Linked DNA regions of Homo sapiens: region 2 is linked to region 1. Evidence: chromatin contacts called from ENCODE Hi-C or POLR2A ChIA-PET data. All regions are on one chromosome and are shown on one strand. The core of a region is the stretch at or near the end of the contact, and the rest is flanking DNA. Distances in the headings are between cores, read along the strand shown. Region 1 overlaps RAPGEF1 (Rap guanine nucleotide exchange factor 1). Region 2 holds the start of RPL7A (ribosomal protein L7a).

Evidence for each region. Hi-C counts contacts between places; a loop is a spot of excess contacts on that map. ChIA-PET counts read pairs that join two places held with the same protein, here RNA polymerase II (POLR2A). Pooled maps may share reads with other maps.
Region 2: a loop to region 1 is called in a pooled map, with 3 times the contacts of the local background. The contact joins the promoter of RPL7A here to the enhancer-like site in region 1. A Hi-C loop is called at or near these places in 1 of 37 single-sample maps with no recorded cell type and 2 of 50 pooled maps. POLR2A ChIA-PET finds 5 or more read pairs at or near these places in 1 of 52 experiments (PC-9).

What each region holds. Positions count from the first base shown.
Region 1 is chr9:131,730,971-131,735,474 of GRCh38, reverse strand. The region is part of intron 1 of RAPGEF1 (Rap guanine nucleotide exchange factor 1); the gene reads left to right. Among named protein-coding and RNA genes, the nearest start is that of RAPGEF1, 6.9 kb to the left of the region's middle. RefSeq lists an enhancer at 250-379 and silencers at 1,599-1,893, 2,270-2,319. Within about 2 kb of position 1,759, at least 33 of the 41 ENCODE cell types and tissues checked have a DNase peak (open chromatin) inside an H3K27ac peak, as active enhancers do; they include PC-9, where a contact is called at or near this core.
Region 2 is chr9:133,345,807-133,350,310 of GRCh38, reverse strand. RPL7A (ribosomal protein L7a) reads right to left here and starts at 2,093. Exons shown (of 8, transcript NM_000972.3): 1 at 2,065-2,093; 2 at 1,269-1,389; 3 at 611-760; 4 at 259-399; 5 at 1-71. The coding sequence starts at 2,067. MED22 (mediator complex subunit 22) reads left to right here and starts at 2,180. Exons shown (of 5, transcript NM_133640.5): 1 at 2,180-2,389; 2 at 3,611-3,771. The coding sequence starts at 3,649. It overlaps SNORD24 (small nucleolar RNA, C/D box 24), which reads right to left and starts at 915; the gene lies at 841-915. SNORD36B (small nucleolar RNA, C/D box 36B) reads right to left here and starts at 217; the gene lies at 147-217. RefSeq lists enhancers at 1,672-2,141, 2,003-2,297, 3,602-4,103, 4,104-4,504.

The sequences.
Region 1 (4,504 bases), core at 510-3,009:
GGCATCCTCTGTGTGTCACAGGGTGAGCAGGAAGGTGGCAAGAGATCAGACTTGCAGTGGGGAGGGATGGTCAGGAAACTCCTGTGCTCCTGTGACAAAATGGGACTTAAGGTGAGAGGCGGAGGATGGGTCCACTTAGCTGGGCACAGGCAGTGGGGTAGGGGACCAGTCTCCTGGGGTGGGAGCAGACCAAGGCCTCCTCAGCTGAAGGGAAGAAGGTCCTTGGACTGCATGTGTCAGTTTCAGTCACTCATTCCTTTCTTCCCTCCTTCAGTGGCTTCACTCATCGCCTGCCTCACGGAGCAACCTCCTGAGGGCCTGGAGTTGTTCTTGTTCTTGGGACACAGCAAAGATCCCGGCCTCCTGGGCCATACCTTCTAACTGGGCTGGCCATAAGTTAAGCAGTTTTGTATGTATGTTTTTAAAGTCCCTTTCCTTCCTCTCTGTGCTCCCAGCGAACCACAGGCTGGCTGGGAGTTTCATCATTTACCAGACCCTCCTGCCAGCGCTGTAGCTCCTGTCACCTTGGAGCAGTTCACTGGGCCTGCTAAAGTGGCCACAGGCTTGCCCAGCACGCTGCCTGAAGATGGAATAAATAGGTGTCTCACGCTCAGTGTGCTACGGTTTCAAATGTGTGAAGATGCTTTTATTGTAAATCGAAAAGAAATTTATAATGACTGCATTTCATGGTCACATTTTTGTCATGATATATTTTCTCAGAACAGATACTAAGAGTACAGGCCCTATGATGTAGGGCTACTCATTTTTGTGGCCTGAGAAAGAGGTCCTCTTAGATTGGCAGTCATTGTATTTCGATCAATTTTAAACTCGTCAAATTTGTACTTCCTTTTTCCTCCATAGTTAGGAATTTTTGTCGTCAAAGTATACTCAGTCAAGCAATGAGACATTTTGATGGCACCTGCTCTGCCTCCTTTCACTCACCCGTTTTAACACTTACTGAGTGCCTCCTTGTTGGCAAACACCAAGTGATGCCTCGTGGCAGGGAGCCAGCAGGAACCTGTCCCTGGAGGCCACAGTCCAGGGGTAGAATCAGAACGATCTTGAACATCTCTGCAATTTCCTGTGGTTTTCAGAATGCATTTATAGACTACCTCATTTCATTTCATCCTCACAACAGCCCAGGGGGTGAGGGCAGGGCGGAGTATCCCTCTTTTGCCCCTCAGGGCAGCTAAGGCCCAGGGAAATTTGGTTGTTTGCCCAAGGTCATGCCCTGGAGAAGTGGAATGGGGAACCGGCCCCCTTTCTTGCCTTTATAGAGCACTGGTTAGAGCCTCCCTGGTTGCTGGGGACACAGCTTTCCATCTTAATTCTTCAGGCTTCTCAATCTCTTTTCTGATCTTTGAAAAAAAAGATCTACCAATGAAATTAAGGGAGGCTCACTACAGTCTTTAGACTGCGTCTGATACTCGTAATACTAGTCACATTAACAGTGCTGTAGAGAGATAAGAAATAGCACTAATGCCAGCTAAGTGTGTTTTTAGAAAAATCAACCACAGCAACCCCAAATGTTTCCTGGTCTCCAGAGCAGCTGTTGGCAGAGGCGGTTTGAATGGGATTCCTTGTAGCCAAGAGACCTTATAGGAGGTCTGTAGAGATGAGTCATGTGTGAGCTTGCAGAAAAATGTCTCCCAAAGTAGCCCGGATTGGAGATTGCCTTGAGTGCCAGGCTGGGTCTTACCTCAGGCCAGCTGAGCGTGTTCCCCATGGCCAGGATAAGATCACGCTCTGGAAAGAGGAGAGGCCTGACAACCCACCGCCTGCCCCACCCCGCGGCCGCCTCGCCGCCGGGACAGGTGTTCCTCTGACTCGTCACCCGTCTTGCCCCAAAGGCTGTTTTATGAGTAAATAAATAAAACCCACCGTTTGTGAATTATTAAGGGATCTGTCATCCAGCAGGCCAGTCATCTTAGTTTCTGGTCATCTGTTTGAGAACATCTTAGTTGTGTCCTTGGGTGATTCTTACCCTTTCCTGGGGCTTATTTTCCCCATCAGTGCCAGGAAGGAGTGGGACTCAAAAGGAGCGCTCCTCTGTTTGTGTTTTTAAGCTGTAGCCACTGCCCCCGCCAACCCCGCACCACCCCCCCCCCCGCCCCCGCCCCGGCTTTTTTAAATTTTAAGTTCTGGAATACATGTGCTGAACGTTCAGGTTTGTTACATAGGTATACATGTGCCGTGGCGGTTTGCTGCACCTATCAACCCGTCATCTAGGTTTGAAGCCCCGCATGCGTGACTGCAGGCCCTTTTTTATACATAAGAAGGCCATTAGGTAACCACTAATGGGGAAGCCTCTTTGAATGCAGTCCTTCCTGCTTAGCTGTGGCCGAGGCTCCTCCTTGGACCCTCCACCCCAAACACAATGTGAAAACCCACTTCCTCGATGCTCTCACAGCTGCCTCTACCAAAATCAACTTCCTCTGGGCTCTTTGTGCCTTCTCTTCCTCTAACATATAGTAAATTCCATGGAAATGCCCCAGATCAATGCTTGAGTAGAATGATGTTTCACTCATTCAAAATCAAAGCCCCAGTTTCCTTTCTGCAAGTTAAAAAATCAACAAGTGAAATGTTAAACAGATGATTAGCTCCGTGAGGGAGTGTGTCTACCACTGCGGTGCCATTACGGTGCCTTGAACGCAATAGGTGCTCAGTAAATACTTACTAAAAGAATGAGTGAATTTAGTTAATATTATCATAGAATGAATTTTAGTTTCTGGTTCCAAGTCTCAAATTATCTTTAGACGTAGCTTATTGTGGTTTCAAATTGCCAATTAGGATGTTTCTTGGTACATTAGTAGGACCAATATCTGATCAGTGGTGTGCAGTTAGTTGGGGGTTCTGTGTTTTCCTGTAGTCCTCTGAACACTAATGATGAGGTTAGGATCAAATTCCCAGAACACCACTGGGAGAACGCCAGGACACCGTGAAGGCTGAGCCGCCACTCGGTTCTGATGCCGCATCCATTGGTCAGTGCACGTTCTTTGAGCTTCCACTTGAGTGCACGTTCTTTGAGCTTCCACTTGAGTGCATGTTCTTTGAGCTTCCACTTGTAGTGACTGCCTGGTTCTTTGGGATGTGCAGGAGCAAAGCGCTCTTAGGTAATGCTCGTTCTGCCCTGTGTTTACAAACCAAGGCCTGTGCCAGCTCTACTCAGCCTGACACCCATAATGAGCACCATCCCAGGAATCCCTGTCCCTACTTGTTATTTTTTTTTTTTTCAGTTGGCCTTTGAATGTGATTTAGGACTGGCTTCCTGCAGCATTACTCTCTTTTCCCAGGATGACTGTGCAGCGTGTGCTGTCTAGGGCTGGGGTGCAGGCTGTTGGTGTGCCTCTGGCACCCCCTTCCTTCTTTGTCAAGAGGCATGGGCAGTATTTTCTTGCTACTTCCCCCTCCTCTGTGAGCTAAGGTACAGGGGGGGAGGTTCATCTGAATTTATTAGAAATCTGCTGTCTGCTGGTCACAATTCCTTTCTCCCACTTTCTTCTCCCAGGCTGTAGTTTGAAAGACAGGTGACAATTCTCTGAACCCAAGTCCCACCCTGCAGTCTGGACTGCTGCTTCCCGGAACACCACGACTCCTGTAACAGCTTAGACTTCTGTCCCCACAGTCCCTTAGCAGCAGCTTTCTCTTTGCTTTTCACTGGCTTGCCCAAACCACACAGTGACTTTACTGCATATTAAGTTTTGTGATCAGGCGATTCTGCAGTGCTTTTAAAGCGTAGAAATGGAGCACTGAGCACAGGATGCTGTGTGGTTTGCCCAGGGCTGGGTTCAGAGGGGCGGATTTCAGGCATTTGCTCTATAGCTTTTAAAATTTGTGCCACTGATGTGGACCTGACAGATGCGATTCCCAGCCACACACTGTATTGTTAAAAACGGAGCAGGAGTGTGACACTGACAGTAACTGAGAGAAGGAAGGACATGGAATGAGAAGAGAGGACAGCTGACATCCAGTGGAATGTGACCGTGTTAAATAGCCACTTAGCTGACCCCAAACGAGCAAACAAACAAAACCCCTGGTTGGAAACAGTGGTTGTATTTATTTGCTGGTTATCACATGCGCCCATCCTCCTTCAAGTGATGGTTCTGAATAAATAGATGGATGATTGTTCATGAGTCATGGAATTGGCTACTCTCAACCCCTCCTTTCAATAATAAATACAAATAATAGTAGTAGCTGATGTTCATTAGGCACTTACCACGTGCTGTACCAGGCTCGCTTCTGTATATTTTACACTTGTGGTTGCATTTAATCCTTACAATAGGAGAAAGGTACTGTTAACTGTTCTCATCCTACAGAGGAGGAGACTAAGACACAGAGCTTTTCTTTGAGACCTGAAAGAGTTAACATTTGCACATAGTCATATACTGAGTTGGGGCAAAGTTAGGACTAAAGCCCATCTGACTATTCCCCATGCATCTATATTTTTATTGATTCTGATATTATTCTCTTGGCTGTGTGACTTGGGTGAAAATGAGCCTTCATG
Region 2 (4,504 bases), core at 844-3,343, 1.6 Mb before region 1:
ATCCACGTCGTGTGCAATCACCACCAGCTGAGCTTTCTTGTTCTCCACCAAGGTGGTGACGGTGTTAACTCCTAGAACACACAACCACTTTGTGAGCACTCACAGGGCCTGCTCTAGTCACAAGAAGCTGCTGGGCTCAGCTGCTGACTCAGTGTTAAAAAGCTCGGTTTTACTCTTCACAGTAATTTCAGGCCAAGAAATTTTACATCACTGCAACAGCCCGCCCCCAGTGTTCACCCTAAGGTGGGGCCTACTCACCTGCTCGAAGGACAGGTGGTCTCTTCGTTGGGACGTCCCCTTTGCCAGCAGCCTTCTTCTCGGCCCGGGCCAACAGTCTCTGCTTCTTCTCTTGCTTTGTCTCTGGTCTGTACTTGTGGGCCAGCTTAAGCAGCTGAGTAGCTGGAAAAACACTCTTCAGTTTAGGCTTGGAGTCAAGGTTCTAATCCTTGTCACTTAACACTTAATAACAAATGCTGGACTGCGGTCCTGCTATATGACTATAATTTAATGACAACTGCAGTTCAAGAAGCCTAAGACCATCCCCCTCATGTTCTGGATGAAATAAGGAATCCTTGCCTGAGAAACTCCTTTCCACGCCACAGAACCTCACCTGTTTGGCGGTCCAGGGCCTGGGTGAACTGGTTAATCGCAGGAGGCACTTTCAGCCGCTTATAGAGGATGGCTCTCTGCCGCTGCAACCTGATATAGCGGGGCCATTTCACAAAGCGGGTGAGGTCTCTTTTGGGCTGGATGTCCTGTCCTGAGAAGTAAAGGGTGACACCGAGTGAGGCTCAAATTCCATGTCAAGTTCATGTCTGGGGCCACTAGGAAGGGTGTTGGTGCATCAGCGATCTTGGTGGTTTAAAATGTCATCACCATCTCTCAGATAGCAAATATTCTTTTACATCATCTGCACACAAACACCTGAGAACAAAGAGCACGATGCTTTTCCTCATCTAACAAGAAGCCAAGGTGCCACGAAGTACAGCAGAATTGCAGTCCTAGTACCTCGCTGCGACACTGCTACTGTACTTGTTTCCAGATGGCTAAGCTGAATTCAAGGCCACTACCATATTGAGCTGAATGCTCGCTCAGCAACTCCCAATGAAAGCAAGAAGCATGTATCATTGCCCCCGTCTCTAAGAGACACAAATTAAGGACTGCGACCACTTTACACCCACTAAAACCTACAAGATACAACACAACCCAATTACCACCTTCCCTTGAGAAAAACATAGACCGTTTTCATTCTGCCGTTTGTTACTTACCAATGCCAAAATTCTTAGGCCTTTTCTCAAACAGGGGATTCACCACTTTCTTAGCCTCCTGCTTCTTCACGACAGCTGGGGCCGGAGCCACCTTCTTTCCCTTGGCCTTCTTTCCTTTCGGCTGGGCAGAAAGAAAACGTCAGTTAAACCGCCGCCTCCACTCGCTTCGTCGGGGGTAGGGCTCAGGCTGGCTCCTCCAAAACAAGGGACGCTGACAGCACCTGCCTGAACTAAGCTGGCGAGCAGCTTTCTGCAACCCCCCAGCACCACCCCTCGACAGGAGCATCTCACATTCAGCCGCACAAGCATGCAGCCCCGGGAACCCCGAGTGGCCAGAGCAAGGCTAAGCCCGAGACCACGCTCTCTTCGCGTCGCCCACCCAGGAGACACCCCGGACTCATGACTCCTCTGAGTCGCGGCCCCACAGGCTCTAGAAGCAACAGGGGCGGGCTCAGAACTCGTCGCTCACAAGGCCTCTGGAGCGGCCCCCAGCAAGCCCGAGAGACGCTAGGGCTCCGAGCCCCGCACTGCGGTGCTCCAGGCCTGCGACACCCAGCCCTGCGACACCGGGAACAACGCATTCCGCTCTCGGCCGCCCGGGGCTCTAGTCCATCTCAATGTCTCCGTGCCACACCAAGTGGGGCTCTAATCCACCTCGGTGTCTCCGTGCCACACCGAGTGGGGCTCTCCTAGCGCCAGGAGGAGCAGGAGGCCCTCCGAGGCCGCGCCTGGAGGAGGATGGCAGCGGATACAGCCGGAACCTGGCTATAGTGCCACGGAACTACAGCTCACTCACCATCTTGGGCGGCGGGAGGAGAGAGAAAGGAAAGGGAATTGTGGGTAATATGTATGCGGCCTCGGAGATCGCGAGAGTTGATACCGGCACGGGATTTCGGATTTAAAGCAACAGCATTCCTATAAAGCTAAAAATCGAGGCGGGGCCGAGAGGCTGCGGCGGCTGACTAGGTTTTCGGACCGCGGCGCGGCGGGGAAGAGAGACTGCGGCGGGAGGGCCAGGCCGTGGGAGAGACGCGGGAAAGTGCGGGTCGCAGAGGCACTTGACCACCCCGCCCTAGGCCGACCCGGCGGACGCGGCGTCTGGTGTGCGGGCGCTGGGGCGGGTATGAGGGTGTGGTGGGGGGTGGGGATGGAGGGGGGGTGGGTGTGTGGGCGGGAGTGGGGGTGGGTGGGTGCGTAGGCGCTGGGGTCGGAGATCCCCTTTCCTGCGTGTGACTTATTTCCCACACCCCGCCAAAAATGGGCACAAACAATGCGAGTGCGTCCAGGAGTCCGCTCGGTCGTGCGCCAGACTCCGAACCTAGGGGGCCCCGGGCCCTCCCTGAGCACCGCGCGCAAAGGCCCGGCCCCAGGGCCAGGCAACTCCAGCGCCGAGGCCGTCCAGTGCGGCTGGAGGGCAGAGGCCGAGAGGCGCGGCGCGGAACTTGAGCCCCTTGTCCCGGCGCACCGGGGAACCATGAGGGATGTTAAGCGAGGGAGTGGAATTACCCCCCTTTTTTTTTTCTTTTGGAGACGTAGTCTCCCCCTGTCGCCCAGGCTGGAGTGCAGTGGCGCGATCTCGGCTCACTGCGACCTGTGCTTCCCGGGTTCAAGCGATTCTCCTGCCTCAGCCTCCCGAGTAGCTGGGATTACAGGCGCCTGCCATCACGCCCGGCTAATTTTTGTATTTTTAGTAGAGTTGGGGTTTCACCATGTTGGTCAGGCTAGTCTCAAACTCCTGACCTCAGGTGATCCCTGCCTCGGCCTCCCAAAGTGCTGGGATTACAGGCGTGAGCCACCGCGCCCGGTTGGAATGACCACTTTTTAGGACCTCTTCCCTGCCGCGCAGAGACTGGAGGGAGCGGGGCCCGCAGTGCAGGGATGAGGTCTGGAGCGGGGCAGCCTGAGTGGGAGTGGAAGGAAAGCGTGGATGTAGGCGGTGCAGAGGGGTCGAATTGGAAGGACTCTTCGGATGGGAGGGCGTGGCGAAGGTGGCGGCGGGCTAAGAAGTTAAGCCAAGGGCTGGGGACGGGGAGCTGGTGTTGAGTTTGCAGGGCTCCCTGGGACACGCTGTGGGCCTGGACGTGAAGTCTGGACTGGAGCCCTGGACAGGGCTTGGAGGGCTGGCCAGGAGTTCCAGGATGAGCTTGCTCTGGCAAAGGCGGGGCCAGTCCTGGCACCCCCTGCGGTGTCTGCTGATGGAATGAGTTCATCTGTGTTTCAGTGATTGACTTTATTTGGCAGAAAGGGAATCCCCAGAAATCTGCGTGTTCTGCTAAGGTTGGGGCATAGAGGGTGGCTGGGGTAGACTCTGCCTGCACTCAGAGGTCTGTGCTGCACTCTAGGTCCCAGGTCTCCCCGCTGCGCTGCTTGAGGCTCGGCCATGGCCCAGCAGAGAGCCCTGCCCCAGAGCAAGGAGACGCTGCTGCAGTCCTACAACAAGCGGCTGAAGGACGACATTAAGTCCATCATGGACAACTTCACCGAGATCATCAAGACCGCCAAGGTGGGGGTGGGGTGGCCCACCAAGGGGAGCAGAGTCTGAGAAGGGGTGGAGACAGGAGAGGCCAGGGGCTGAGCAGCGCGAGTGAATAGTGTTCTAGGCAGGAAGCACCCAGTGCACAGGGAGCTGGTCAGTAGATAAGCAAACCAAATAATGGCACGTCCAGCCCTTACTAACAGTATGGATTTGGATGGAGATTTCACTTTTTAGTGCCTCAGTTTCTCCTGCATGGTGGGGTCCTTGTGATGACTGGTGAGTTTATCTGTGTAAAACAGTTACCTCGGGGCCTGGCACACAGCCAATGAGCAGGAGAAAAGCAGACTGAGGGGAGAAGTGGGGGGGGGCCTCCAGGCAGGTGGAGCGGTCAGCACTGGGGCCTGCAAGCCTGCTGACCACTGCAGCTACAGCTGCATCAGATTGGGCTGGATCCCTCCTGGCTGCTGCAGACCTGGCAGGCTCCATAAGCGATGATGATGAGGATGGAAGCTAGCATGTACTTAGTGCTTGCCATGTATCAAGCCACGTTGTGAGGTTATCTGTGCCTGTTCTGCTGAATCTTCATGAGGACTCTGTGAGGTGGGCACTGTTGTCCTCTTCATTTCAGGAGGAAACCCAGGCCCAGGAGACTTAGTGACTTGCCCAAGGTCACTCAGCTCACAACTGGCTGAGCCAGGATTTGAACCCACGAAGTCTGGGTCTTAACCACTGAGGGTACCTGACACCCACCCCGAACTGA